Linked DNA regions of Mus musculus: region 1 is linked to region 2. The links are chromatin loops, found by intact Hi-C in ENCODE. Cell type or tissue: heart. All regions are shown on one strand. Links, peaks and the distances in the headings refer to the core of each region. The heading gives the core; the rest is flanking DNA.

Region 1 (16,290 bases), core at 3,824-11,823, 120 kb before region 2:
AAACAGCTTTTATCTATAGTGGGACCAGTGGCAGTTCTGGGTTAATATCAGACAGCCTTTCACAAGTGCTTTCTATTTCCTTCCATCTGCCACCAGCTGGAGCTACTGTATAAAACCAAATCACTTTGACTTCGGAAGACAACTCTGAAATGTGAAGCCAAAATCAACTTTGTCTTCAAACAATTTGAGACCACATTTCAGAGAATTAGAGATTGAAAAACGTAGTGTCGGCAAGAGCTGGGTAACTGGGCTTGACCAGCTATGGCATTCTGAATAGATTATTTTGATTTAGACCCCTAGTTTAGTTGGAACAGCTTTGCAGTGATTACTGTAGTGATAAGTAAATGTAAATAGCCCAAGTAAATGTAAGAGCCTTCTACATGGTATGCTGTTTATTAATGACATGGATATATCATGAATGTGACCATTGATGACTTTGGTAGTTATTATTCATTTCACTATTGTGATGGTTTGTGTATGTTTGGCCCAGGAAGTGGAACTATTAGGAGCTGTGGCCTTGTTGGAGTAGGTGTGGCCTTGTTGGAATAGGTGTGTCATTGTGGGTGTGGGCTTTAAGATCTTTGTTCCAACTGACTGGAAGTCAGTCTTTGTTGCGTGTAGCTTTTGCTACACAGCTCAAGCTCTAGGAAGAGAGCATGCTAACACCCACTCCTATCAGATTTCCCTGAATTTAGGGATAACACACACACACACACACACACACACACACACACACACACAGACCAGTTAATCTTAAAATGCCTTTCCTAACTCAGTGGCTGGGCACTCTTACCCCTGACCCTCAGGCATAATCAGATAGAGTGGCCAATGGCTACCCCAACCAGAAACCTCACATGGCTAGTTGGCATTATCTTCTGCTGCTATGCTTCCTTCTCCTCTCCCAGTTCTCTTGAGTCTGCTAGCTTGCCTTCAGAGAACTAGAAGTTCTGCCTATTTCACCCAGCTGATTGACTGCTAGCATCTTTATTGATGGATCAAGGACCAATTGGGGAACAGGACCTTAGCATCAGAGCAACGCCTACTAGTCTTCTAGCTGCTGATGGAACTCTCAGCTCCCACAGCCCCAGGTATGCCTGGATGCTTCCGTGCTCCCACCTTGATGATAATGGATTGAACCTCTGAACCTTTAAGCCAGCCCCAATTAAATGTTGGCCTTATAAAGGCTGACTCGTTCATGTCTCTTCACAGCAATGGAACCCTAACTAAGACAACAGTAAATATCACAACTGATGAGGTGAAATATTCATTGTAGGTGTAATTCATACTATCACTCATTATGATTATTGATGAGGGAGAAGTCTTGAGTACCTGGTCAGTTTGAGGGACTTCCTGAGACTTATGAATTGTTTATTTTCTGAGTCTTATTAATTAAATCTCCCTGTAGAACTTTCTGAGTCAAAAGAGCTTCCTCATGGATGGAATTTTTTTAACTTGGAGTAAAATGTTACCTAATAGGAGAGGCAGGTAGATTTTGAGAGCTCCCTGGCCAACCATCCTATATAAAACAGCACAGATTAGTTTTTGGGAGAGACTCTGAAAGAGAGAAAAGTTAGGGAATGATAAAGGGAAACAACTAATGTCTGGTGAGCTCATCTGCACACATGCATACACATGCATGCATACATCACACACGTACACATGTGCACACACATGCCCTTCCTTCCTTCCTTCTTTCCTTCCTTCCTTCTTTCCTTCCTTCCTTCCTTCCTTCCTTCCTTCCTTCCTTCCTTCCTTCCTTCCTTCCTATTTTGTTTTGTTTTTAATGAGAGGGTTTCATGTAAATTAGGTTGTCTCAAGCTTCCTGTGTAGTTGAGGATGTCCTTGAATTTCTAATCTTTCTGCCTCCTCTCAATTGCTGGGATTACAGGGGCATACTACAGTGTCTGGTTTCCGTGGGGCTGGCAATTGAATTCAGGGGTTCATGCATTCTGGGCAACTACTTTACCAAATTAATCATATCTCCAGATCCTTTAGTTCTTTTTTTTTTTTTTTTTTGATTTTTTTTCCATTTTTTATTAGGTATTTAACTCATTTACATTTCCAATGCTATACCAAAAGTCCCCCATATCCACCCACCCCCACTCCCCTGCCCACCCACTCCCCCTTTTTGGCCCTGGTGTTCCCCTGTACTGGGGCATATAAAGTTTGCAAGTCCAATGGGCCTCTCTTTCCAGTGATGGCCGACTAGGCCATCTTTTGATATATATGCAGCTAGAGTCAAGAGCTCCGGGGTACTGGTTAGTTCATAATGTTGTTCCACCTATAGGGTTGCAGATCCCTTTAGCTCCTTGGCTACTTTCTCTAGCTCCTCCATTGGGAGCCTTCCTTTAGTTCTTATTTAATACTTTTTTGTTGATATTTTCTACAAATTAGACACCCAAATTAGCATTGATTTGGTCACTGGATAATAATACATTAATTTGTTTGTTTGTTTTTAAATAGAGCTATTACTAGAGATCTCAGGATTCTGAAAGACCATATTAGAATGGAATAAATTACAATTCCTTCCCTTTCTCTGGGGCTTGGACTCAAACCCAGGGCATGTACAGGCTTGGCAAACATTCTACCACTGGACTACAAAGCAGCAGATAATCCCTTTCTTTCTGAGGGTTAATTTGGGAGACAGAAAAGGTTGCCTCATCGTATATGTGCATATGCGCTGAGGTGCCTAGTTGCATGCTAGAGACACATTCCTGTCAGTGGTGTCAGAGGGTGTAGCCGTTACCATCAGGATTTTGGGTAACAATAAATAGCTAACAAATGTTACAAGCAAGAGAGTCAATGGTAAAACAAAACAAAACTATATAATAGTATTTATTTATTATATTGTCTTCAGTATTTTTGTCTGGTTTTCCTTCAGAAATTAGTTGGATATTTTCACAATCTGCAAATGTATCAATTCTGTCTGTGAAACACTGGAACAAAGCTTTGCAGGTGGGTGGGCCCTGCACTGGCATTAAAAAGGTAGTAGACAGTCCCCAGAGGAAGCCCCAGGGAAAGGGGATATAGGTATGGTCTCTCCTATCCTATCCTGCTGTGTTTTCCTCTTTGGAGTCTCAATATTTACTACCTTTGGGACTATGATGATCGATAGTTAAATATACATAATACCATTTGAAAGGATGGAGGTTAGAATGTCTAGAGGGCAGACATTCATGTTTGACAGTATTTCCTAAGGGACAAAGAGTCAAAACCTGTCAAAAGGCCATCAGGCCCCAGGATCATTAATACTTTTTTTTCAGTTTGATAAACCATGGAAACATATCTTTGGGCATGTTTGTGAGGGATTATATAAGTTAGGTTAATTGAAGTAGAAAGATTCACTTTAAATGTGTGAAAAATAATATCATAGGTGGGGTTTTCATACTGAATAAAAAGAAGAAATAGCAAGCTGAGTACCAGCATTCATCTGTCCTGCTTCCTGACTGCAGATGCAATGTGACTACCCCCCTCAAACCCCTGCTACCGTGATGGAGTGACTGGATCCTTGGACTAGAAGCCTAAACAAACCCTTCCTGCTCAAACTGCTTTTAAGAGAGGCATTTTATCCAAGCAACAAAACAAGACACTAATCCAGCCTCTGTGTGTCTCATCCTGAGAATCTGGGGCATTTGTAGCTTACTAGGAGCCAGGAGTTAGAAAATGTCTGTGTAATATCTTCTTTTGTGTATCTTTGCCACACACCCAAGTCACTCCAAAACCCAGAGGAAGAAGCTCGGCACTCCCACTGGGATGGGATGTTCTTGGTAATGGGAAGCCTCATTTCTGAATTGAATGTGAGTGCTGGGAAAAAGCATATTGGCTAATGCTTCAGCCCTTCTGTTAAATTCAGATCTTTGACAACAAACGCCTGTGGTTGAGGTTACACAGTTCTCATCTCTCCATTTCCCCTCATGGAGGCAAGCTTTCTCTGTATATTCTTTCCTGTGATGGGAAAGAGAATCTGCAGCTATCCTGATCAGCCAGCCCCTTGTGGGTTGAGAAGAGGATAAAAGAGGGAGTTTCTAGTGCAGAATTATAAAAGTAAGATTCCTTTCTATGGACCTACCAGTAAATGTCAGAGATTAAAAACAGTCAGAGGCTGTTAGAGCACAGTCAAAAGAATGACCCGTGGTGAGCAATGCCTGTGAGGGAGGCTCCGGGAAACAAGGGAGAGGGCTTTGTACTTCAGGTGCATTTTGTTCCCTGGATTGTTCTTGGACATGATTTTGTGCCTTCTGTAACAAACATTTACGTTCAATTTATAAGACATGTTTATTCTTGCTGGATATCAGATCATAGCTACAGAACCCAATCTGGTCAGTGTACCCAGAATATGGCTTTCTGCGTTGCTTTCATGTTTTCTCAGATATAATCTATGGTACATTCCTGTCAGTTGTATTTCAGTTGCTCTATCCTGGGAAAGTTCTGGGAAAGGACTTCCCTGTTAATATTTGGTATGTGCTTACTGCTGTTTATTTACATGGTTTTTCTGAACTTGAACAACTTTGCTTGAATCGTTGCTTTCTTTGTTGGTTCATGTCTAAAAGTGCACTTAAAATGAAAGAAGATTGTCTACAGCATCACTCTGTAGTCTGTCCCTATTCTTTCAGGTCATCAGATGCCAAGTCTGGTAGACAAGATTTGCACAGGTTGGCGAAAATCAAATGACACTCGTATATGAATTATAACACCTTATAAGTGTGTGCCACCTTATCATTTTTAAAGGACTCTTACAATTACTACTTTTTTTTGACCATTCTAGAGATCAGTGGGAAAAATACCAGAAACAACATTTTAAGATGAAGAGACACAGGTGTTCTGAAGATAAATCAATTTCCTTTGAGTACACAGGTAAGGACAGAAGTGGGTCTTATTCCTGATCTGAAATTACTCATAGTGGTCCTAAGGTCTGGGAGGTTACTAGAATGGTCTAGGTATATTATAAAATATCCTCACATCTGGGATTCTAAGTAATAAACCTATGATAGAGGTCAGCAGATTTGTAATTTAAATCATTTCTCCATAATTGTTCTCAAGTTGGAAACATTAAAGTCTTATCATTGAGCTACATCTTGTCGAGTTGTTGCCCAAAGTAGCTCCATAGAAACCCCCAAACATCGTAGGGTGCAGGCATTATTGCTGAAGATGAGACTTACTTATGTCATTGAACGTGGGGTAAGTCAAACTAGTGTCTAACTAGAAACGTGACCCTTACTCCCATTGACAATTGCTCATGGTCCTGGAAGGTCTGCATGCCACCAGAAGAGAAAGGTGATCATCAGTATCATCCACTACAAACTCTACAACCTACAACGGTGACCTGCCTGCAAGATGGAGTAGTGGCACAAATGTTATGGGGGTAATGAACCACTTTTAAAAATTGCATTAAAGCCCACCCCATGAGATGAAACCCATACCTGATACTGATAAATTGGCCAAAAACCTGACACAAGATAAGAGATATGACTAGATGGAAACCTGCTACTATTGTTGTGCTAAAGGAACACAGGAATACACTAATGCCTCAGGATAGACACACTGCTGTACCTGTAGATCAGTGCTTCATTCAGCCTTCATCAGAGAAACTTCTTGCTGTCTATGGGAATTAACACAGAAACCACAACTGGACAATGTGGAGAGAGTGAGAGAACCTTTGCAACATTCATTCCTAAATGGGATGTCTTCATCAAAGCTTTTCCTTCCTTCAGGATTCTAGGACCTATGCAGAAAAGAAGTCAGAAAGAGGGTAAGAGCCAGAGGTGGTGTAGAACTCCAAGACACAAGAGGATCTATATTCATGTGAACTCACAGGGAGATTGTGACAGTAAATACTCAAGACCAGCACGGGTTCAAACCAGATGGGGTTCTAGCATTGAGAAGTAGAAAAAGACATGGGGTTACACCCTAACAAAGAAGCTATCTGCAACTGTCAAAGAGAAAATCAGTTTTCTCCAATGAAATCTTAATGGGTATATCAACCACATTCCAGTGTAGGCTCTGTGCCTAGGAGTATCTGGCCAACACAAAATCAGCTCTGTGGTATTTTTATGGAGCTTTTACTTCGTTTTGCTTTATTTTGACATGTTTTATCTTACTGGTGTTTTGTTTGTGTACTGGCTATTTTTATGTCAACTTGAAACAAACAAGAGTCATCAGAGAGGAGGAAGCCTTAATTGAGAAAATGCCTCCAAAAGATCTGGTTGTAAGGCATTTTCTTAATAATGGGGGTGGGGGTGGGGGCAGTCCATTGTAGGTGGTGTCATCCCTGGACTGGTGATCCTGAGTTCTATAAAACAAACAAACAAACAAACAAACAAAAATAGGCTGAGCAAGCCATGGAGAGCAAGCTTGTAAGCTGAACCATGGCCTCTGGACCAGCTCCTGTCTCCAGGTTCCTGCCCTGTTTGAGTTCCTGTCCTGAGTTCCTTCAGTGATGGAAGTGGAAGTGTAAGCTGAATAAACCCTTTCCTCCCCAACTTGCTTTTGGTCAGGTTGTTTCATACAGCAATAGAAACTTTAGTGAAGACAACTTCCTTGTTTTGTTTTTAACCCCTCTCTCTCCCCCTCCTTCCTTTTAAAAAATAAAATAAAAGAGAAAGAACATGAAGTTGGTTGGATAGGGAGGTGGATAAGATCTCAGAGGAGTTGGGGGAGGGGTAAACATGAACAAAATATATTGAGTGAAAAGTTTCTTTTCAATAGGAACAAGTTAAAATGAAAAAAAAAAAAACCCTCAGTGTCCAGATTATACTCCCACCAAATATGACGCTCCAGCCATTGGAGGGTTAAATTCCCAGTGATTCCCAATAGTAAGCCTAGGTCATGAAACTTGGCTTTAGACTAGAGCTTTACAACTTATTTTCCAGATCTTTTTGCAGAGGAGGTGGAGAAGAAAGAATATAAGTTAGAAGGGAGGAACAATAATAATAACAGCAACAATAAACAACAACAAAAACAAAACTAAAACCAAAACAGAGCTCAAGTCCTGACTCTTATGTTGGAAATCTCTCCTCTATCTGAGCTTCAGTGTTCATTTTATAAAATAGAGAAAGTAAGCACTATTAGCCATCAGGAATATGATGCAGATCAGATGGGGTAATGAATGTGAAATATCCAGCAACCACTTAGCTATTCTCCAGTCCTACCTTCCCCCCCTCAAGTTCATTCAAACACTTTACCATTTCCCTGTGTCTTCATATTGTGCCCTCATTTTTAGTGGTAGTGGTGAGGTCCCTGTGTCCTCATTTTTGGAGGGAGTGGAGTTTAAGGTAAGGTTTTTCTATGTAGCCTTGGCTACACAGAACTCACACCGTATTGTAGACCAGGTTGGCCTTGAACTTACAGACATCTCTGTTTCGCAAGTGCTTCCATCAAAGACATTTGACCCCACTGCCCAGCTATACTGAGTCCTTTTATGAGCAAAGTTTCCATTTTTGGTTGTAAATGGAATTAGAAATGGAGCTTCAGAAGTGTTCACGAATGAAATACAGTCTAGAAACTGGGGCTGTGTTCTCAAGACAACTTCGTGCTGTTGCTATTGCTCTGCTCAGCCCTCTGAACCCCAGAGTTATGGATCTGCCAGTTTGCTGAACGTTTACTCAGAAGGGCAATTTCATTGCAAGAGAACATTTCAGCTCTTACTATTCACCTTCTGAATCCCTCCATCCGGCTCGCTGAGTTCCCCTGAATGTGCCCCCAAGCACCTCTTGTTTAGTCTCATTCAGCAAATTAAGGAAAGTTCCAGGATGTTTTCTTATTTGGCAAGTGCTGAGTTCACTGTAACCCAGGCCTGCCAGAGAACAAATAAACCCCACACCACACACACCCACTCCCTTGACTGACACTTGGTACTGGTTAGAACAGAATCTTCTAATATTAGGAATGGTAGCGTGAGGATCGTTTCATAACCACAAACACAGCAAAACTATCGTGAAATTAAGCATGACTCATTGTCAAAGGAACACGAGTCATTGGATCAACTCCCCAGGTTGCTCAAATGGGGACAAGTTCTCCACCAAACTCACAGTCGGCTATTAGTCTTCCCTCTAATTGATAGTTATTTCTGAAAGTGCCTTGACCACACACACTGATTTATTTTTAAACCTCTCCTAATTCCTTCCTCACTGAGTAACACTATTTTGGCAAGCATCATTCTCTTATTTCCTATATATTTAAATATCTTTTTAATTAAACTAGACTGTGATTTGAGAATATAGATTATCTTAATGCATACTATCTTAATCACGGGAAACCTGACACACTGCAGGATCTAGTAGATATAAGTTAAATGTATTGTATATTCTTTATCCATGAGCAAGGGTTGTTTCTAGCAAGGTAAAGAACTATGTTTATCTTATTCCTTGGGATTCGGTGATCGAATACATTTTTTGCCATGATATAGCCACAGATGAATGGTGGGAAGAGTGAAGTGTTCGGGGGGAAGGAGAAAGGATGAACAAAGGAGAAAAGAAAAGAGGGTCTAGTGAGTATTATATAGTATTCTAGCTTCTAGAGATAAAAAAAAAATAAATTGAGCTACCTACAATATGTGTTCTTGGCGTGTTCATGTGCATGCCTGTGTATTTCAGGAGAAGCAATGAAAAAGGAAATAGGTAAGTGCCGTAGAACTGTTGGATGATGATAAACTCTGCAAAGAGAAATTAAGGCAGTAGAGCCTTGGGTGGAGTGTGGGCTGTGGGAATGTTAAGCAAGTCCCTGAGGTAGAGAGAAACTAGAGACTTTGCAGAAAGCCTTCAGCCCTCAGGCATTAGCAGGGCAGGTGAGGGCAGAGCAGAAGAGAATGAAAAATCCCTTTCTGCTGGTAGACAAGCTTGAGGGGAGAGAGCTTTAAATTTTATTTTATTTTATTTTTTTTTGGATGAGTGTTTTCCCTGCATGTATGTCTATGTACCATTGGCGTAGTTGGTATTCACGTAGGCCAGAAAGCATGTTAGATCCCTTGGAACTGGAGTTACAGACAATTGTTAGCCACCATGTGGGTGCTGGAAACTGAAGCTGGGTCCTCTGCAAGACCAGTGAAGTGCTCTCCTGTAAAGCTGACTTTAAAATCCACACAAGAAGACTGTATGGCATGAGCATGACCCTTAGCATACTGCATTCTGTGCTTGGAACTTGCTGAGAGGATGAATCTTAAATTTTAACACATACAAGTAGAAACACTATAGTGGTGACCATTAAACACATCATTTTTGATTTTGTTTGTTTTTGTATTTGGTCATTACATCCGAATACAACTTTTGAAAGCTTAAAAAATAATTCAGAAAGGCAAAGAAACCTAATTATCCCAAACAATCTGGGGAAAAAAAATTAGGAGCAAGTGCATACAAGGACTCATTAGCCATTCAGGAGAGAAAAATTAGAGTGGAAATAAAGGATAGCTAATTTAAAAGTAAAATAAAAACTACTGGTGAATAGGGGTAAGAGTGCAGGACAGGGGCTGCAGAGTGGCTTGGTGGCTAAGACCCATTGCTTTTGTAGAGGACTGGGATTCAGTTCCCACACTTACAAGATGGTTTACAACCCTTCACAAACTGCAGTTCCAGGGGATCTTATGCGGTGTTCTAAACTCTGCAGACACCAGGTATACATGTATGCATACATACATGCAGGCAACTTATTCATATGCACAAAAAACCCCACAACAATAAAACAAATATAAAAGTTTTTAAAAAGAATGCAGAGCCATTGGCTTTCACCAGTCACAAAGTGCAATAACCGTTCCGACACTCAGGTAGCATTCCTACCAGGTTTAAGTTATGGAGTTCCAGCCGGGCGTGGTGGCCCACACCTTTAATCCCAGCACTTGGGAGGCAGAGGCAGGCGGATTTCTGAGTTCGAGGCAAGCCTGGTCTACAGAGTGAGTTCCAGGACAGTCGGGGCTACACAGAGAAAAAACCCTGTCTCAAAAAACCAAACAAACAAACAAAAAAGTTAAGGAGTTCCATGGTACTTGCTTTGTAGAAGTAAAAATTTATGTACACCCAAACTCTTACTGTAAACACATGTGCCAATTTTACTCACAGTTACCAAAAAGTAGAAATAGCAAAATGCTTTTCAGCAAGTGAACATGTGATGTGGGTAGTTCTGTCTGTACAGTGGGTACATCTTAGCAGTAACAGACGGAACAAACTATGGAGAAGATAAACCAAGTCAATCTGAAATACTCCAAGAGAACCAGCTGAAAGGTGTTATACACTGTGCAAGTGCACCCTATACAGAAACAGTGGTGTTAGGGACATATTGGCCATTTCCAGGAATCAGGGGAAAGAGATTGAGGCCTTCTAAACCTTGGTCACTTCTATCTCCTAGAATATTCTTGCTCATTTATCACTGGGTGGAGGAGATGGAGAATCAGAAGAAGGGGGCATGGATTATATGCTTATTAATTTATAAAACTAACCATATAAATAAATGTTATGCATTTAGTTTTCCCTGCTGTGAATTGAGGGATTTATGAGTGTTGAAAATGTTATATATGGTGTACTTAGAGCACTAAACAAGATATTTTGCAAACATCAGGTTTCACTTTTCGATTATTAATTGGGAATTTGGCTCTGGATTCTGTAAGGAAGGGTCAACTGTAGTATCAGCCAAAATTTTAGATGCAAATTGTTCTTGTCTTTTATAGATTGGTCTTCTTGCAGCTTAAACTGCCATGGCTTATTCCTTGGATGGAATTACAGAAATAATCATAAATGTAGCACATTTACAGAGCTTGAATAAAATTTTGGTAAAATACAGGGCTTAAATGACATACACACTTATATATTGAGTATTTCCAGTGGAGATGTTTGTCATGTGCCTATCTAGAACTCAGAAGATAGTCAGGTTTAAGAATTCCATTTAGGCAACCATGAGTATTGATGAGATTATCTATGAGCAGGAAATAAGAGGTAAAGACTGGATCTCAGGTTTACAAAGCTTTGAGGAAAAATGAGAGGAGGAACCCATTGAGTAGATGTGAGAGGAAGGGAAGTACAGTGCTCCAAACCAGAAAGAGAAGTCCAGAACTCCAAACTAGAACATTCAGCAAGAAGTCAGTTTGGAATCACACGTGTTTGACAATGAGTAGGTCATTGGTGTCCAAAGCATTTTTTTTTCCATTTTTTATTAGGTATTTAACTCATTTACATTTCCAATGCTATACCAAAAGTCCCCCATATCCACCCACCCCCACTCCCCTGCCCACCCACTCCCCCTTTTTGGCCCTGGTATTCCCCTGTACTGGGGCATATAAAGTTTGCAAGTCCAATGGGCCTCTCTTTCCAGTGATGGCCGACTAGGCCATCTTTTGATATATATGCAGCTAGAGTCAAGAGCTCCGGGGTACTGGTTAGCTCATAATGTTGTTCCACCTATAGGGTTGCAGATCCCTTTAGCTCCTTGGCTACTTTCTCTAGCTCCTCCATTGGGAGCCCTATGATCCATCCATTAGCTGACTGTGAGCATCCACTTCTGTGTTTGCTGGGCCCCGGCATAGTCTCACAAGAGACAGCTACATCTGCGTCCTTTCAATAAAATCTTGCTAGTGTATGCAATGGTGTCAGCGTTTGGATGCTGATTATGGGGTGGATCCCTGGATATGGCAGTCTCTACATGGTCCATCCTTTCATCTCAGCTCCAAACTTTGTCTCTGTAACTCCTTCCATGGGTGTTTTGTTCTCAAATCTAAGGGGTCCAAAGCATTTTTGAGTTGATATGGGAGCAAAGTCCAGACGGACACACTTAGGATGAATGTGAAGAAACATCCTCCATAACACTGTGGCTTATCCGTATTGGATTCTTAAAGAAGGCTTGGGTAGGAAATTACTTTTATTTCAAACCATTAACCAAGCAGGGCCAGAATTTCTTGCTTAGTTCTTGCATTCCTCCTGCTTTCCTTTTCCTGCCTCCCTTTCTTCATCTCTTCCTTCTTCCCCTTCTTCATCCCTCTTTCCCTTACTTATCTCTCTTTCCTTTGTGCCTTTCTTCTTCCTGGTTTTTCTGTTTGTTCATTTTTGACTGGGTCTTATGTAACCTAGACTGGTTAGGGACTCTCTAGGCCAAGAATGACCTTGAATTTCTGATCCTCATGCCTCTGCCTTCCAGGTGCTGGAGTTACAAATGTGAGTCACTATGCCAGGCCTAAGCCAGAATTCCAGTGGAAGTCGGTGTTTATGATTAAAAAAAAAAAAAAAGCCAAGAAGTTATATATATTTAAGATATAACTATCATCTTTCTTTCTTTCTTTCTTTCTTTCTTTCTTTCTTTCTTTCTTTCTTTCTTTCTTTCTTTCTTTCCTTCTTTCCTTCCTTCCTTCCTTCCTTCCTTCCTTCCTTCCTTCCTCCTTCCTCTCTCTCTCTCTCTCTCTCTCTTTCTTTCTTCTCCCTCCCTCCTTCTTTCTGTCTTTGTTTGTTTGTTTCTTCTTCTCTTCTTTTCTTTCTTCAGTGTAGTAGGACTTGGTATTTGTAGGTTGGCGCTCATCACTAGTTGAGTGCATATAGTGGTAGAGACAGTGAAAGAACACAAAAGTATACTGAAAATAGTAACCGTGTTGAACAACCTCTTCAGTTGAAACATGAAGAAACGGCTTAAGAAGAGAAGTGACTTGGCCAATGTTGAGCTACATTTGCTTCGGTTTTCCTCCACTGTCTTATTCTGATTGTCACTGTACTTTTCTCTTTATGTAAGTTGTCTTCTATGGCCAGCGTAACACATATGCAGATGGAACTCAAGACTCATAACACCCCTGTTGATGAAGAGATTTATGCAGCTAGCTGAGCCAGACATCTGACTGGAGATAGACATAAGGAGAATCAAGCAATTCAGTAATTCAGTATGTGGAGTGAAACTGTGGTCCCAATAGGTACACACACTGTTCCAAACAGGGAGAAGTATAGGGAGACAAACGACATTTTTCAAATATAAACCAAGAACCTACATTAAATCACCCAAAAGGATCTTGCATGAAAGTATACCAGAGGTTTTCACGGAAATATTGCTGTAGGCTGTAAACATAAAGGTGACTGAACAAATTGATTCTTCCTTTATTTGGAGATTATTTTTTTCTAGAAATTTCTGTTAAGACTTATGTAGTTTATTCCAGAAAGCCTGTTCCTCTACCATTGTTCCAGATGGTGTCTAAGGGAACAGGCAGTAGCAAAATTTGGTTAGAGTTTGCCTGAAAGATAATCGGAGCAGGAGAGTAGATGACTATCAATGCAATGGTATCAATGTTTAAGTTTAGAAGCATAGAAAGTTCAATGCGTGCAGGTGCTCAAGTTTGACACCTGCTTGAGTTCATTCAGTACTTTTCAGTACTTGAATAATTGTTTGGATCTCTCTGAACCTCAGGCCCTCCTCCCCTCTAAGGCCATGCTGATGTCTGTGGTCCATGTAGCCTGTGAAGGCCTGGGTCTGTGGTTCTTCTGCAACTGGGGACTGAGTTGATGTCTGTAGCCTATGTTAAAACTGAAGGCCCAGTGGATGTTTGTGGTCTGTACTTCTACCAGAGACCAAGGTGAGGCCCATAGTATGTGTTAACATGAGAGACCATGTGGATGTCTGTGGTCTATACTGCCAACAAACCCCAAGTGGAAGTTCTTGTTGATTATAAGAGGCAAGGAACTTCTGCAATGTTATCGATGACTGCAGACTTGCAGTTCAGAAAGAGACAAAGAAGATGTCTGTGACACCTCCCCCCCCCCCAAATCCCTGCCAAAGTATCAGCCTGGACAGGAAACCATCAACAAGAACTCTTTAAAAAGTTGTGATAAGGATGCTGAAATGTAGCTCTCCACAAATGATGGCTTCTGGCAGGGGTGCTGGTTTTGAAGGACTCAGTTCTCTTTTAGGGGCTGGCTACTGGGAGTTTGACCACACTCCAGTGAGTATATGTGGGCAACACAAACTGGACTTGTGTTTTGTTTTCTTCTTCTTTCTTAGGGGGTAGTGGTGGTCACACGGGTAGGGGCAGACCTAGCAGGACTGGGAGTGAGTGTGCATGATGGGAAATTCTCAAATAGTCAATACAAATATTATGTTGGAAAAAAATAGATGATTTTCAAATATTGAAGACCGATGAACAGTGTGCTCATCTTTAAATAAAATGCTTCATCTGGGGAGATGGATCAGTGGCTAAAGGGCTTGATAGACAAGCATCCAGACCTGAATGTAGATTCTCACCACCTATATATAAAGCCAAGCACAGTGGTACATGTAATCCCAGGGCAGAGACTCTGCTAGACTATTCTGGTCGATCCCTGGAAGCAACAGAGGACAGTTCATGGTAGCTTCTGGTCTCTATACTCAAATATGTGATTGGGAAAGCTAGTGTGTGTGTGTGCATGCGTGTGTGTGTGTGTGTGTGTGTGTGTGTGTGTGTGTGTGTGAGAGAGAGAGAGAGAGAGAGAGAGAGAGAGAGAGAGATCAAACATTAGAACATTAGGCTTTACTTTTATATCATTAGGAGTGTGGCTCTAACTTGTAGGAAATGGACCAAGACAGTACAGGCCAATATTTCAACATAAATAGTTCCTGCCTTCTGTAAATTGATCTTTATGTAGTTTAAGCTGGCATAGCTAGGCCTCTCGGTGAGAACTGCAGGGATATTTAGAGTTGAATGCACAGGACTGACTTCAAATAGGATACGTGATGAGACAATACCAAAGATATAAATGGATGAGCGCACTCTCCTAGGGGGCAGGTGTGGGGGCGGGGTGAGGCATTATTTATCCAGTGGCATCAGGGTGCACAGCTGACTGTGCCTGAGGGAGGAGGGGAAACAGGAGAGCACTTTACACTGCAAAAGAGGCCTGGAAACAGAGAGCAGCATGAGTAAGCTGCCGATCGGATTTCTTTAGGTCGACAAGGGGATTGCGATGCTCTGAGAGATTACTGAGGCTTAGGAAGAGGAAATTGTAGAATCTCCTCTTCCTGTCTCTGAGAATTTATTATGCTGGGGACACATTTCAGGTGCTTATTCATTCATTCTTTTTACAAAGTTACTGTGAAATAAAGATGACAAAATGGGTGGAAAACGATCCCTCGCTTGTTTGCTGCGGGGTTGGCTCCTCTCAAATTCCAAAGCAAAGAGGCAAAGGCAGGAGGGCCATGTATACTGTCTTTCCACTCACTGCTGCAGCCCAGACAAGCAACCAGCAGCTGCATGCCCCAGACACATGTAGACCGAGGGTATCCATAAACCTCATTACTGTGACTCACAGTGCCACCACTCACATGCTTTGTTCTAGTCATTATATTTTTGCATAAAGTTTGATAGATGTGGAATTCAGTTACTATTTCCTTGAAAGTAAGATGCTTGTGTATATCTGTAAGCACAAAAATATGCCCAGTGGTCCTAAGGTCTGACCACACTGTAAAATCAACTACAGAACAGCAGCAGCAGCAGCAGTAGTAGGAGCAGCAGCAGCAGCAGCAGTAATAGGAGCAGCACATCCTATGTTTTCCTTACTCCAGAGGACTTAAGTTGAAACTCCAGAAGTATTTTATTCAGTTGATTCTACAAGAATTGAAGATTTGAACACACACACACACACACACACACACACAGAGAGAGAGAGAGAGAGAGAGAGAGAGAGAGGGAGAGGGAGAGGGAGAGGGAGAGGGAGAGGGAGAGGGAGAGGGAGAGAGAGAGAGAGAGAGAGAGAGAGAGAGAGAGAAGCAAGTGAGAAGTCAGGTGTGGTGACTCACACCTATAAACTCAGCACTCAGGAAGTTGAAGCCGGAAGATTGCTAGGAACTAGTTTGGATTACATTAGGAGTTCCAGGTCAACCTGGGCTGCAGCATGAGCTGTTCTTCCCAACACCACCAAGCTGGGAAAATAGTTTCTGAGTCTTCTAAAAGGAATCATCATTTAAAGAATCCTTTGTGTGCATTTTAAAAAAAGAATTTTTTAAGACTTTCAAACTTTTGATATATTTGTTTTTATTGATTTTGAGAATTTTATATATGAGTATTGCATTTACATCATTTCCCCACTTCCCTCTAATTCCTCCTACTCCCTCTCAAATTCATAACCTTTTATTCTTAAATTATTATATACATTTACTTATACATATGCCTATTTCAGACAGGATTTCAGGTAGCTAAAGCTGGTTCAAATTCACAATATGTAACTAAGGATGACCTTGACCTTGAACTTCTGATCTTCTGGCCTTCCACTCCTGCATGCTAGCATTCCGTGCTATGGCACCACACCTATTTGTATTGTTGTTCAGAGATTTTGCAGGGTTGGAGATGAAACCCAGGTTTTTTGTATACTAGGT
Region 2 (16,290 bases), core at 2,866-10,865:
GTGCTTATCACAGAACAGCTTTCCCCTTGTGTATCCTCTTCTCTTCCCTTGCTCTGCAGGATAAAGAGACAATTCTATGGGGAGCATGGCTTCGAGATACAACGCTGAGTTGGAGGTTGGTCACTCCTTTGATAATGAATGCTTTGTTGCCACATGCAGGCTGGATGACAGTGGCCCTCCCCTATAGCTTTCTCCCAGAAGACTCTTTACTTCCCCGTTCACATCCTTTCCTATCATGTCCGCATGAGTGTGATGGGTCTCAGGGGTGGATGCTGTTCAGAGTCGTTAGAATCCCTGGAATCTTAGGATACAACACTTTGTGTAGTTGTGTATCCCCAAAGCTCAGATCACCTGACATAGGTTGACCACACAAGCACACCTCAGATACAGAATGGCTTAAGTGTTCCTTTGGGTGCTTGCTATTCAGCTTCCGTGTTCTCTTTACTAAACAAGCAGGCCTTGTGCCTCCAGGTTTCCACTCCTGAGAAATACGAGCAGAGGAACACACTTACACAATCCCTCAGGTACAGTTGCAGTAAGTCCCTGGGACAGCCTCAGCAACCAGGAGGGAACAGAAGTAGATTCCAAGACAGGGATATAGCCACAACTTCAGAACAGACCAAGATCTGAAACTGTCTGGCTTCTATTTTCCTCTTCTGTCTTCCTTCTTTCAACCTGCAGATGGCTTCTCTTTGCCCCTTATTTAAAGTGGGACACACCTGCCCCATTGTTCTTCTGTTTAAATTCAATAGTTTCAGAGTTATGTAAGACTTGTCGTATTTGTTCCAATCTCAAATTCCCAGTAGGGAGAATCTTACTGCTATTGCATCTGTTCAGACGTGGCAGAGTTCATCTCTCATGAAGTCAGCTCTGCCTGTCCACTAAATCTGACGGATGGATCAGAAAGTCTACAGAGAAGGCCAATGTGTTCAGGACAGCTTCACAAAAATCTATTTTACCACATCATAGGTTCTCTTCAACTCATAGTCCCTTGTACATTTGAGGAGAAAAGAAGCAAAACTCAGGATAAGCGTTGAAGTGTAGCAGGGAGCTGCTGATTCTTTACTGTTGTACCAAATACTGGTTTAAACATAAAAGAATGAGTCTACCTGTTATATACACAAAATCATACCATTGCATACTGCTATTATTAGTCTTGTATCACAGTGAAGACATCAGGCTTGAGCAGCTGGCTGGACCAATATTTATGTAGAGATGAGAGTTCTAATCAGAATGAATGCTTTTAATCTCTAGAGCCAGGCACACCTGTTTCCAGATGTGAGGTCACCACTGTCTATATGCTGCACCTCAATTTCTTGGAAAGGAAGATGCCTATCCTATTTAAAATGTTTCAGTGTAGAGCATGTATTTGGGCTTCCCTACTTTATCCCAGCACTTTTGCTCTTCTTACTCCTCCCAACATTAACAGAAATATCCAGCACTTCTCTGATTTACATTGAGCTCAGATAAACAGTCTTGAAAAAGTGACAAGAAGCAGGGTCTGAAGCTAGCAAAGCTTTATTTGAAAACCGAGTTTGTATTAAGCCAACTCCTTGAAATAAAAACAACCGCTTTTATAATTCTTCATCAGTCTCCTCATCTGTATTGATGGCAATGCACGTGTATTCTAAAGATTAAAGTTAATGTACGTTAAACGTTCTGGAAACTCGGAGGCATCGCACGTTTGGGAGGGATTAGTACTGTGGCAGAAAGTCCTGGAATGAACTCTTGGCCTGTGTCTGGCCCTCGTTCTTTGCTTCGTATTTTCATACTCTTCGTTTGTAGCAGCAAGTATTTACCTTCCTTTCCCTTTAAGTGGCAGTAGTTCTGGGCTTAGAGTGTGTTTTTTTAAAGCTTCTTTACAGAGCTAAAAAGTGATGGATGCTGACTAAATGCTAGATATACAGATAAAGTGAGCTTTTCTTTGTATTTGTCTTTCAGTGTTTTTGTTACAGCTTTTATTTCAATATTGGGGAGCCGTCCTAACAATGGTGGTAAAGCCTTTGAAAAATCGTGAAAACCCCTCTGTAGGTGCAAATTCATGAGTCCTGATGTAAATAAGAACGGTTTAAGCAAATATCCTTTTATTTCTGCTTTGTTCTTTACCTTTGGCAACTATATCCTCTATAGATCATATTACTGCAGTTCTGCATCCTGTGGGGCCTCCAGGCACATCTCAAGATATCAAAGAAGAAGAAGAAAAAACATATAACAACATAGAATCACGAACTGTTAGAGCTTAAAGATCATTATGTTCAGCCCTGTCATGTTACGGATGAGGAGATGTCTAAGGGACATGAGGTGGCTTGCCTAAGGTCACACAGAAAAACAGTAATCTTTTCCTAATGAGAACGTTCCCTCTGAAATATTTTGATGTCTTCAGTGCTGTTGACGTTTCTTTGGCAAGAGAACAAATTTTTGAAATGAAATATTTTCTTCCAAGAGACGAGGATGTGTGGATCTTGGCCTTGAGAATGGATAGAGTAGAAATAAACCTGCAGGAGGGCACTAGCCAAAGCCTTCCTACCCAGTGTGGCTCGATAGTTCAGTACAAATGCACCCTCTAGAAAGCAACAGAGACTCACTGAGGCAGGTTGGTTCCTTCAAATGAAATTATCAAGTCTTTGTATTCAATAATTATTTTCTGATTATTTCCTGACACCAGTGCACCCAGTTCTATGAGGAAATTAATTTACATGTAAAAATAAATTAACATGTATACAGCACAGGCAGCATAGCACAGTGGTCAAAAACGGTGGCTGTGGAGTCATCGTACTTTCTATCTATAAGGTTTAACAAATGTCTTTTTAAGGAGAAAGGTGTATTGTTTATTTTATGTGTCTGTGTGTAGGCCTGAGTGCAAACCTGTGCATCTTGTGCATACAGATGTCTGCAGAGGCCAGAAGAGCTCATCAGATTTCCTGCAACTAGAGTCACAGGCAACTGTGAGCTGCCTGTTGTCTGTGCTCTTGACGGCTGAGCTTCCTCTCCAGGCTCTTGAATAAGATTTTAATGCTCTTTATAGTTCAGTTTCCTTATGGATCACTTGGGAGCTTACTAATAGTTGTAATGAATGTCAGGAGTTTAATAAGTATCAGGTTCTGATAGTATCTGACCTGCAGTCAAGACAATATTGACTGCTATTTTACATGTAATCTTATAGGGTCAGATCCTAGTCCTGTGACATAGGTATCACTGTAAACTGAGGGTCAGGAACGGAAGACTGTTTCTTGGTTAGGGTATCAAAGATGTCTCAAGGAAGAGATGCAAATGGGTCTGAATCTAAAATGGCTAATTTATGTAGGAGTATGAAAGTCCACATGTTAAAAAGTACACATGTTGATGAGAAGCAGACAGGTTAGTTCAGTAGTTGAAGCAACTGGGGCATGTGTAGGACTGCAGTGTCTGCTGAAGTCTGAAGCCCTAACTGAACCCATCAGATTGGTTTTAAGTACCAGACAGAATGTGCACACCTAAGATCAAGTCCCAGAATGGCTCATAAAATGATCAAATGACAAAAGGAGTAGAATAAAAATGAAGATCTGAGATTTGAGATATGGTGATTATTTCTCAGTATGGATCAGTAAAATAATCACTTTATTTACTTGCATGGTTTTCTTTCAACAAAGGTCACATCAATATACGGAAAAACAAACCCAGAACGTTTTGTTTAAAATCAGCATTGGGGATTGATTGTGCAAGCACTGTGCTTATTTTAAGAGTTCAAGCTATTTTTACAAAATGTGATGCCCTTTATGCATTTAAACTAAAATATAATTAGAGACATTTTTTTTCTTCAGTTGGGTAAATAGGTTCAGAACTTGAACTTTACCTGTGAATTCTTCTTCTGTTTCCTCCTCTCTCCTTTATTGGTTCATTTGTCTTTACTAGGCAACTGATGTTTGCTTTTCTTTAATTCTGACATCTTCATACTTTAAATTTTGGTTTATGTTTATAGAGTTCATATTCAGCCATCCAGGCTCCTAATAACCATTTGGCAGGGTTAAAAGAGGTAGTAGAGATGACTTAGTGCAACATTCAGCTCATGATTGAGAATGCTGACGTTCAGAGGGAATGTAACTGCTTTCAAGAATGTAGTACCAGTTAAAGGCAGAACATGGATTAGATTTTTAAGGCATTATCTGAATGCATAAGTAATCCACGCTTTGGAGAAGAGCTTAGCTTCTAAGAAATGGCTCATATATCTTCAACATCACTCTCATGTACTCTTTCAAGATCTCAAATCAATGAGGTTTTTAGATGCCAACGGTAACCTTAAGATGTTGAAATCTAGTAACTTTCTTGCTGTGGCATGAATGTGTCTCCCCAAAATCAGTGTGTTAAGATTTGAGCTCCACTCCAACAGCCTTGGAAGGTAGGACTTCGGGAGTGTTGGGATAAAGGGAGCTCTGAATTAATGAATGCTGCCATAAAGGAGTGTGTCAGGGCAAGTTTGACCCTCTCTGTTTCTTTGTCATGTGAAGATACAATGTCCCCCTTTTCTGGGAGATGCAGCATCAATGCATTGTCTTAGATCTGGAGAACAGCCCTCACCAGAGAGCTGAACCCACTGGTGCCTTAACCTTACACCTCCCTGTCTCTAGCACTGTTTGAAATAAATTTCTGTAGTTTATAAACCTTGGTCTTGAGTCTTCTGTTATGGCAGCATAAATGTACTGCAGAGACCAAGACTGGAAGAAATGATGGGACTTGCCCAGTTTACATGGTTGGAGAGGGTCAGAGCAAGGTCAAGAATTCCAGTCGACTGACTCCTAGGACCATGCTTTCTCCCTGCTCATGTTTATCCTCATTTCCCAAAGTCTCCATTTCAAGAATCCATCTCTTTACAGTCACATATACTGAAAGGAATTCTACTTCACAATGCCTGGAAGAACATCAAGTGGAATGTATCCAAACCAAGAAGAAACCAACTGCTTAGTTTTCTTCTGTTCAGGTTGGTGTGTAGTAGGGATGGGGATGTGTGAGATGGAGCAATTCACCGTCAGCAAGTTCTTAATTGTTTTATTCCCACAAAGTCCTATCATTATTCTGGTGAAACCAGAGCCCCCACATAGTGAATGTAGAGTTGAAATCCTGTTGAAGCAAAACCTGATCTCACTAAATCCAACGCCACCACCTATTTGCACTGCATTTTGGAACTATCTTGTTCTTCCCAGTTATAAAGAGGAAACATCTAAAACCTCAGTGGCCACACTGTGTGACGTTTATGTGTCAATGTATATACATTTGTGTGAAAGCATGATGCAAATTATTAGAAAAACACCAAAAGGCATCCACAGGGCTTCTCCCTATTACCTGTTGTTTTTCACCTGTCATGGATTAGACTCAGAATAATAGTAATTGAATTTCAAAAAAAATTATATGCTTTTCAATCTTGCTGTCTGGCAAAATTACTTAGGAGCTTTCAAAACAATATTGATGAAATTGATGAAGGGGCTCTGCTTCATTTGACTTGGAATACTGTCTAGACATCATGTTTTTGTGTTCTTTTAAACACCCAGATGACCAACATATAACCAGAGAAAAGAATTATTCATTTAGGCTTTTAAATACATTCTTTTTATTGCTGAGATGTACTGCTATTTTATGGCTATTTAGGGGCAGATATACTCACAATGTAGTGTTCATTCAATTATCCTATGAACATTCAATTTAAAACATACATGTTGAGGGCTTTCTGACAGGTGGATGGCTGGAGTGTGGCAGACAAACAGATGAATGGAAATATCTAGTACCTAAGAGAAGAAGAGTGGTAAAACAAGAGTGCTGGCCAGCATAAAGATAATTACTGTCTATTAAGTAGTTACTATTTCAAGGGAGGAATCCCAAAAGCCTCATGGGAGTCTTCAAGGTTCTGTAGCATGTGACATTTAAAGAAAAATGAGGGTGGAAGAAGAAGATTCCTTTGTGAAGAAAGATGTGATTAATTGAAAAGCTGCTTTGATAAGTTCACAATGGCGCATAAGATGCCTTGGGCTGAGTCTGATTTTGGAAGGTGGAAGCATCTTCTATTGTAAAATGGAGGCAGAGCACAAAGCTGAGAGCTATGGCAGAAAAGAGTCAAAAGAACATGTAGTGATGTTTTTTTTTTTTTTTTTTTTTTTCTGACCAAAACCAATGGCTTATCAGGCTAGTCTAAAACTTCTGAAAATGAAATCCTGAGCATTTTGAAAAGTAATTGTAGCATTTGGTTAACTTCGAATTGTTGTGAATTGCTTTTGAATAGATTTGGTGAGAATGGAAAATAGTCAATCACCAAGATTTTCTACGAGAAGATGCACATGGGGTTACTACATTACAGGCAGGATTGGCAGATAGAAGAATTGAAAGTGCAGAACCTGTGGAGGACTACTGTCTTCTAGATACACCCCAGCTATTGTAGTCCTCCACTCACAACAGCTATGGTCACCTGCATAAGATAAAGCCAGCCAAAATTACTGCGTAGATGGGGAGGCACTCTGCAGATCCTATATCTAACTGAGGAAGCTATCTAACTGGCAGTTGATAGCTTTTGAGGAAGGAGGGTCATCCGTCTTGGAGGGAGCTTCCACAGTTAGGTTACAGCTGGCTAGGACTTTTCATGATCCAGGAAGGAAGCATAAAAGAAATAAAGGCATAGATTACATAGAGATTCCACATAGCGAGAGGGAAGATGTGGAAAGGGAGGGCAGTGTAAGGTATGTAATGAGTTGTTTGAGTATATGATGGGGAGAATAACCTGAAGCCATATCATAAAAGTCATGAATGCCACTGTGACTGATGTGCACTCTGTCAGTAATGATGAGCCACTCCACGTGTTAAATGGAGAAAGATTATATAATCTGTCCATCTATCACTAAGATATATTAGAGAGCATATGTCCTCTGAATTTATCTCCTGGTTATACCAGTAATTGCCTCTGCCTCACAGCCTCTCTCAGCATTAGTTCCATGAGAAATGGCCATAATTAGAGCTACAGTCTACATTTGTTTCTGACATGCAATCACCAAGCAGACCAGGCCACCATGAATGCTTGGGGGGTACTCATTTGAAGCTACACACACACACACACACACACACACACACAGAGAGAGAGAGAGACACACACACACACACATACACACACACACTGCCTTAAAACACTGTTGATTTAAAACATTCCTCCCGCTCCATTTTATCCCTTGCAAAAGCACTGGACTTTATTCCCTCAAGGGAAGACTGCATCCTTGTGTCTTTTTCCACATGAGTACATTTGTGTATAAGTGGGTATGGTGACTTGCACAGTGTGATTGATACAAAGCAGTTTCACACTCATTTCCATTGAACCTTCAGAAAGATAATATCCTAAAAGGCAAGAGGTAAGCCATAGACAACACAGGGGCAGGGTGTGTGTGTGTGTGTGTGTGTGTGTGTGTGTGTGTGTGTGTGTGTGTTTGTAGAGACCACTGGGAGGCTGCTATATTCCAGGTGAGCTGTAGTGAACACCTTAGCCAAAGCAATGGAAAGAAAAGCTGAAAATGGAAGGAAGAGATGAAAAAGAGCCCAGAAATACAAACAAAGGGAAATTCTGACACCTGCATTTTGATCTCCTTGACATTGCTCCCATTTCCTCTGGGGACATGTCCCGGATAAGGGTGAAATCAGATGCTCCTTGGCAGTTTCAAATGACACCGCCCCTAACTTTCCATTGGATAAGAGATGGCCCAAAATAGCCTCTGGTCCCACAGTCGAGATGATTACTGGGACTCGGATTCCTATTCTGAAAACATGGGGAAGAAGCCAGGCATTTGCCCACTTACCCTCTCAAGCAGCTGACCTGGGGCATTAGCACCCTGGTGCCTGCTGACACAGTACATCTGCCAAATTCGATTAGCCTGGCTAAGCCAGGCATGTCCTGCGTTGCTGCTAAAAGGAGCCCTCCAGGAAGGGGTTATAGGATTCAGAGATTTTATTCTTTCTTCTAAGTGTCAATCACTACTGCCTATTTGGCAGTTTACGGTAGGGGAGGGGGACAGACAAAAATATCTGAAGGAGCAGAAGACAAAGGCAAAGAGTATTTTAATGGTCACTTTTGAAAATAGGGAAAATCCTCCAAATAGTCATGATAGATTGTTTTTGTTCTTCCAGTTGAACCATTTAAAGCCTTTTGGAGGCCAACAGAGTAAGCCAGGCAGTAGTGAAACGACACTGGGGTGTGTTACTGGCTGAGAGCAGCTGATGACCTGGCTGTGAGGAACTCCTGTAGCTTCATTCTCTACACTGCTAGGCCAAGGACCCTCACCTGCAGACTCAGACTCCTTGCAGCCTTTGTGCCTATATTGTTCCTGTTCAGGGCTCCTGCAGGAGTTGATAGACCTTGGCCCAATACTACAGGGTTAACCTGGACTCTCCAGTGTCCCGTCATGACTCCAGAGGTTGCTCCTAGCGTCTAGAGTGCCTGTCTCTTGTCGCTGTGGTTATGCACGCACTTATGCTTAGCTGACTCTAGACCTGGGGTCCTGCTTGGCTAATGATCAACCATTAGAATTCCATGATCTTAGTCATTAGCTGACTCAGAGGAAGCAGAACCCTGGTTAATACTTTACCCTGAACCCACCACTGGGAAGACTTTTGGAAAATACAGTTGCCTGGGTTCCACTGTCAGGATTCTAATTTAACTTGCCCGTGTTTGAGGTCGGCATAAGAACTTTTAAAGCTTCTTTGTGTGACTCAAATGTACATGTCAATATTGAGAGCCATAAGTTAAGATTGAAGCCTTTGTACAATAGGGATATTAGCTCAAATCTGACTATATTATTTATTAACTGTGATAACTCAGAAAACCTATGTAGGCTCCTGTGTTGTCAGTTTCCATGTCTATAATTACATGGCCATCTGGTTTATATTTTACAGAGCATGGAAAGCAGAGACTCTGGTGTCTCATACAACTTAAGGATGTACTATTAGAGTCTGTTCTCAAATTCTTTTCCTCGTTGGTGTTTAACTAACACTTAGGACACCCATCCTTTACCGGCTTCTCACTGGATCATCTGTTTGAAGTCCATGGATGTCACTCCGAGGTTAGTGTCTATAGAAGATGTATCACCCTTTCAGGCTTTGTGTCTGCTGAACCTTGAGTTTGGTGTCAGAACCTCCACCACCTGACAGACCTGTTCTCGAAAAACTGGGAAATCAGGAAAGCAAGTCAAGTTCATCTTTTGGGTCAGTTCTTGTCAATTGGAAGTGATCACCCAGAACATAACCATGTGAAATATGAATTCAGTTAGAACTTTGCAGAGAGGTATGATATATATATGGAAGACTGAGGAGAGAGATAGTAGGTGGTGGTGTCCAAGACTGTTGCAGACCTATCAGGGTTCGAACCATTGTCCTTTTTCTTCTCTACCAACCATAAGTACTAAATAATTCTGTAAAGTATTGACCTGGGCAGGCTGGATGTGTTGCTAAGTGGTAGTGTACTTGCCTATTACACATGATGCCAGTCCTAAGTACCACTCAAAGAACACTGACTTCTGGAGGACTGAGCATTCCTGAGTTTAGGAAGTAGTTCTAAAACGCTCACCTACCCAATCCCAGCAACTCACAGGAAGCCTTTCAGATCTGTTACAAAGTTGAAGGGATGACAGCTGTCTCATTTCTAGGTATTGAAAACAGCTGGCTTAAAGTAGAGGGAACCCTGCCCTAGTGTTGCTCAGCGTAGAGCCAGCAGCATTGCATACACTTTGGGAGGGGCCTTCATGCAATATGAGCCTATTTGCCTGTTAACCCTTAAAAGAGCCAGTCAGTGCTCTTTTGAAGTTGAAAAGAATAAGCATCATTAGTGGTCTTCCTTTCTGACGGAAGCTCAAGTCTCTCCGTTTCCCGTCCCCCCCCCTCTCCTTTTTTCCTCCCCCTTCCTCTTCTCCGTCTTCCTCCCTCTTTGCTTTCCTCCTCTCCTCCCCCTCTCCCCTGTACTTTCCCAGTTTCGTTCATGTTCTTTTAATTTTGACAGGAGTTAGGATAGTGGCTGCAGATGCAGGCTACATGAAATCTAGCCCTGCTCCATTACTCATAAACACTGAGAACTTTGGCAGAAATTTCCTTTGTGTCTTAGTTTCTTTGTATTGGTGCGACCAATCCATCATAAATTTTGTGATGTGAGTTACTCTATGCAGGTGTTAGGAATGTTTATGGTATTCGAGAGTTTTCTGTGATCAGGGATGGAATGGATGTTTAAGATGCGACAGGAGACTGAGGCAGGCTCTTCTTTGACCACCTTCAGAGATGTGACAGTGATTCCATTTCTCTTTGAGACATGAATTCATCCATCTACTGCTGCCTCAGCCCTTGCTATTTGTCTGGCACAGACACTTAGGGACAATGGATAACATTTGAAATATGAATTCCAGAGAATCACCGTTTATTGTAGTTTTCTGTTCCATTTGCCTATGTATGTGGAGTGGCTACTTCTTAACTGACACAAAAGTGGATAAACAGGAATTTACTTTCTAGAAAAAAACCAAAGTAGTCTGGAGTGCTGCACAGACAACATGGGATCCTTCCCAGGAACCACAGAACAGCAGAGGGATCTCTAAGGTCTATGCCAGGCAACAGCCACTTACCAGAATGTCCTCTAAGGATCTGTGATGTTTTCTGAGGCTTTTCTGTGAGCTCCTTGTTTTTTTCCCCTCAAAGCTTTATGTGTATTGCCTTGTTTAATTTGCACAATATCCTAAGGTATGCATGTTTTAACCTGTTTTATTTATAAGGGAGGAAACAGACATGATAAGGTGAGTGACTTTTCTTTAGTCACAGAGCTGTAATAGCAGGGCTGAAATTCAGACGCACGGGCCAGGCTTCAAACTCTGTAACCTTAATGGCCGTAGTGTCTGCCTTCTGATAGGTGAGAAGATGGGACCCAGAGGACACAGATCCTGGAGAGCATCAAAAGGGAAGCCAGGTATAAAATAGCATTAGGAGAAGATAGACTTATATGGTAAACAGATCTCTGACAGATTCAGGCCTGAAGAACTCTAGGCCAGGAATAATCCAAAGCTTGGAGGTTGGAATGAGGGTTCCAGGCCATGGCATGCCAATGAGCTTGGTCCCCTATGCTGACCAAAGTGTCGTTCAGAATGCCATCCCCACATCTAATTGTGAGACACCTAGCTCTCAAGACAGCAGAGATGGACTTAGTGTTCGGACGTGGCAGAGAGGCATGCTGGGACGCGCACATCCTTGGCAAAGGTGTAATGACCACCAGAAGTGAATTGAGAGTCCGTTTTGTTACAAAGACTTCTGAAACCGGGACAATGGGATGTAAATCCAGCACTTTAACGTGGCACCTGTCACCACAACTTAGTTACTTGCTGGAGTTCTTTCTGCCAGGCACCACGTAATAGAGCATGCAAGTAGGAAAGAAATAAAGCACAACAGGTTAGCAGCATTGTCTTGCTAGCTTCAAATTAAGTTTAGAACCAGGCAGAAAAAGTTCACCCCTTGACGCTGGTCAGCTTTGCCAAGGCATACTTTTTTAAATTTTTTTATTTTTTACATATTCGGTTAAAAATAAAAACTATATAAGCTGCATTTAAAGCGAAAAGTCTCTTGGGGGCCTAGCCACCACGACCTTTGTACTGACTGGAGGTGTCACAGCCTTGTAGCATTTGCCAAATAAAAGAGGCTCAAGAAAGGAGGGAGGCAGGATGTAGAACATTTCTAGGCATTCTCCATCATGAAAGCATGTCAGAAATCTCTTTTGTAATCTCTTGTCAGTGTGGGTAATAGAGTACATAGAGTGCCTTAGGACTAAAATCTTACCCCAAGACACTCCAGCTTGACCTTCCCTAAGAGTGAGAGAAGGCCTTAGCAGAGGATCAGAGACTCAGATTGTCTTGGCAAGCCTAGTTATGGCTGAATTAACCAGATTTCTTGGCTTTGAAGCTAAGTTTGCCATAATTCAATCTTCCATATTGCCAATTGGGAAATAATTTTGGCCAGCCTTCCTTCATCTTCAAATGCAGCTTGATGTCTAGAATATGCAGAGAGAGAGGAGAGAGAGAGAGAGAGAGAGAGAGAGAGAGAGAGAGAGAGAGAGAGAGAGAGAGAGAGAGAACATGGGCCTTGGTGTAGGGCCTTATTTCCACAAGCCAATCCCTACAAGGAAAAGGTAAGTCACAAAGACTAGGGAAGACACTTGGTCATTCTAGAGTGTCAGCCTAGGACCCCTCATCCTGTTAATGGCTAATTAGGCCAGCATGCATATTTAACTTATGAACAGTATTTCGTAGAGACAGGGCTGTTGTCAAGGGCACAGCCTACCTTCTTAGATAAACTAAGCTTTTCTTTACTAGTCTGCTGCATGTTGGCTCTCAGTTCCTAGAGTCATCCCAAATGTGTTACAAAGGACTGCATGCTCTGTATTCTGACTCCATTACTCCTGTGACTTTGAAAGGAAAGAGAACAAAATGTCTACTATAAACTGGAGTGAGCTTTTTTTGGCTTACATTTCCATGTAGGCTTTTAAGCTGTCAGTGCAACCCTGAGCCTTATACCACTTTTAAGTACTCATTGCTCTTCAGGAAGTGGAAATCTAGACTACTTGAAGGTAGGGGAGCTGGAGTCTTGGAAAGAGATAGTTCCTAGAAGGACCAGAGACCACAGTTCCAAACCCATGAGCTGTGCTAACACTCTGTTATCCAGATAAACACATAGAAGACTGGTAGGGTTGGACTCCCTTTTTAGTGATACTCACAACACAATCCGAGTACTTGTGAACCATACTATTGGGGCAGCCCCAGAGCCTCCTGGTCTTTGAGTCTAGAATGGGGCCTAAGAGTGTACAACTCTAAGGAGTTTCTAGAGCTGCTGCTGCTGCTGCTGGTGTCCGAAGATCAGTCTGGGACTCACTGTACTAGTGCAGTGGGAGAAGAATAGGGACACTGATCACCAAGTGAACACATTTAGTAGGTTTTAGGGAAGGGTTCTGCTGTTTTAAAAAATGTGCACTGAATTTCAGTTCAGAGACTGTTTCTTAAATGTTGGGCCTTGGTTGAAGTGATACAACTTTACTAAATAAATTGAATGTATAGTATGGTACTTGATAAAGACTTTTTACAAATTGTGAGCATGTAAGCAAAACAAAACTATCTCCCCTTAGTCCATACATTATGACCGGAGCAGCTTCTTGTTTCTAAGGAATGGTTTGAAAGGATACACAGCAGTGAAGTAGAGCCCAGCAGAAGCAGATCCCCACAGCCTTGTGCACTGAGGACACCTCAAGCTGTTCCAACTCACTCCTTGGCTATTTACATGCTTCAGACACATCCTGTCATTAACTCTAACAGTTGGTATGAGATTGTTTTCAGGATAAAGAAAACATCTTTTTTTTTTCCTGAAGGAAACTACTTTCTTCATATTTCATGATTAAAAGCAAATAGCAGCTCGTACATAAAATAAATGTAAAGGTGGCTTTGTGTGCGTGTTTGGTTTGATTTGTTAATTGTAAGACTAGCTTTTACAGTTTGATGCTACTGTCATTACCAAGCATGCAGACGCCATGCAAATGCCAGGTTAGGAGCTTCTGAGGTTGTGGCTTACCAAGTTATAAAAGGAACTGAGGGAAAGGCTTGTGGAGAGTCTATGTCATGCCACATAAATAGATTTTTGTTAATGAATGATAGAATGTGTAAAATGCTGCAGTATTTTTGTCATTAATGTGATATTTATTCTTTAAATAATATATTATCATGAATCATGTGTTAAAAAGCAAGGCACTTGCATTTTTTTTCCTAGAAAGAATACTTGCTAAAATTAAAAGAATAGATGATGCTAAGACTGGTGCTAGAGATGCAATTAGAGTGTTCACTAGCTGGACTGTGTAGGCTCTGGGTGCTTTACACTAACCTTTCAGGCTCTCACATGGAACCTTTGGCTCTCACATGGAAGCTCAACCAAAGAAAGGTCAATGTAACTAAAAGAGAGCCGGTCACAGTTACTCTTCAACCTTCCAAACTAAAGGACTGACCTTTAAGGCAAGAGCTAACACAGCTCAAAGAATGGCCCATGTCCCATCAAATACTAATATTTCTAGTCAGCATGTTAAAGTTAACCATATCCATGATAGTCTTTCCAGACTAAATATCCATGTATGTATGTATGTATGTATGTATGTATGTATGTATGTATGCGGTTTTCTTTTAAATCTCAGTTAACTGTGTTAGCAATAGCTTACGAAAATATGGCCATTTCATTTTGGCTGACTTATAGAACACTCTTGCTACTAGAATAGGAGAAACTAGTAATAACGTTGCCAGGAATGCTAGCCGACCCGAGGTAAGGCCTGAAGTCTCTTGTTGCAGTTCAAAGGTGTCTGCTCTCTTTTCTAGAGTGTGCTAATCCCTTCAATGAATACGAGAAAACTTCACCCTTTCATTCCAAGACCTACTTCAAATTTTCATTAGCAGCTGGGATATTATTGATAAAATCAATGCAGATGATAAAACAACTTCATAGACACATCGAATGACCACAGAGGCTCATTAATGTGATGAAAGCAACAGAGCAAACCATGCAACTCATTCCCAAGCTCCTCAGTGATTAAGCAGGTTTAATCCAGTGGAAACTGGTTACTCTCGTTAAACTCCAACTTGAGTAATTTAGCAATACTTCCACTTTTGTTGTTGTTCTCTGACATCTCTCTCTCTGTCTCTCTTTCTCTCTCTCTCCCTCCCTCTCTCTCTCTCTCTCTCTCTCTCTCTCTCTCTCTCTCTCTCTCTCTCTCTCTCTGTCTCTCTCTCTTATTCCCAAGCTCCTCAATGATTAAGCAGGTTTAATCCAGTGGAAACTGATTACTCTTGTTAAACTCCAACTTGAGTAATTTAGCAATACTTCCATTTTGTTGTTCCTCTGACCTGATTCTCTCTCTGTCTCTCTCCCTCTCTTTCCCCCTCTCTACAGCTAAGGCGACATTTTATGTTGGCTAAGTAAGCTATAGCTTTTGATCTGACGTTTGTTACTAATGGAAACTTCATCCTATTTCCCATGCTAGTCAGCATGTTAAAGTTAACCATATCCATGATAGTCTTTCCAGGCTAAATATCCATGTATGTATGTATGTATGTATGTATGTATGTATGTATGTATGCGGTTTTATGTCACAAATTTAATGTCACAAATGTGGATGTCGTATTTAATTCCCACCTCTTGTTACTCAGTCCTCCCCAAAATATTTTAGTCTTTGTTAACTATAAAAATTGAATAAGCCTGAAGTATTGCAAAGTTCTAATTTCATGACTGGGCTGTCATGGCTGTGTGTCTGGGAGTGAGGGGCTGCTCTCAGAGGTCAGAGAACTCTGCAAATGCATCGAGCAGATTAGAGTCATTCATGTCATTTGATTTGCTTTTGCATATACACAACACAAGTCAGTGTTTGTTATGACTTTCCTGATCCTTATTTATAAGACAATATCCGAGGAAACCATGTGTGTATGTTTGAAATAGAAATGATACATTGCACAGATATAGTTCACCACTTTCTAGGATGGGCTGTCAGTGCTCAAACAGGGAGCCTTAGGAGTCAGAACAGATGCTTTCTTCCTTAATGGCCCTTTCTATAATTTAAAATCCTTCCATTTATTTCCCTAAGATTTAGTGATAACTTTAAACACTTTAACTAAATTACCCAGCGGCTTGGCAGCCGTCACGGAGGCAAATCTTTTTAGAGATTGTAGCAATCTGTTAGATCATGGATACTATGATATAAAATCTGCATGCTCCACATACAAAAATTAAATCAGTGCAATGGATACAAGCACATGCTGCAAATGGCACCACTTCCAAACCAAGGGGACACGACCTGTCTCCAAATATTGAATTTCTGCAGGGTTTTCAGTCAGTGACTTTCTAAATTTGAACCAATTTATTCTCATTATCCCTAAGTAAACCTACTTTGATTTTTAAAAAAAAAAAAAAAAAGCTATTTTATAATCAAATAGAGCCTGTCAGCCCTGGTTCATGGATCCTGATGTTGCTAGGATGCATGATTTGGTATTTGACGAAAGTATATCACTTCAAAGGGGAAAACTTTCAAGTGTCCTAGAAAACGACACTCCTGTCTTCTACCACAGAAGACAGGCCCAATCCTGGAGCTTCTCTGAAGCTTACAGACTGCAGGATTGGCCTCCCCAGGCTTTGAAATAAGCTTCCTGTGTGGAGGACTGTTCAATTGCTACCACTAGTCAAGATGGTCTTAAAGCAAGGAACACATGTATTTATAATGAAACACATTTTCATATTTTACAGTGAAGAGAA

Evidence for each region. Hi-C counts contacts between places; a loop is a spot of excess contacts. Peaks named below come from ENCODE experiments on the same cell type or tissue, not always from the same donor. Only the 100,000 strongest peaks of a DNase experiment are listed, where the experiment ranks them.
Region 1: it touches region 2 in a loop (2.3-fold over the local background); 1 of 42 quality-filtered maps calls a loop at or near these places.

Annotation. Positions count from the first base shown.
Region 1 is chr2:109,847,412-109,863,701 of GRCm38, reverse strand. No RefSeq gene overlaps it. Among named protein-coding and RNA genes, the nearest start is that of Lin7c, 35 kb to the left of the region's middle. In heart, for the core only: no CTCF peak of the experiment used is centred there; no DNase peak of the experiment used is centred there.
Region 2 is chr2:109,727,071-109,743,360 of GRCm38, reverse strand. No RefSeq gene overlaps it. Among named protein-coding and RNA genes, the nearest start is that of Bdnf, 42 kb to the right of the region's middle. In heart, for the core only: no CTCF peak of the experiment used is centred there; a DNase peak (open chromatin) is centred at 7,770.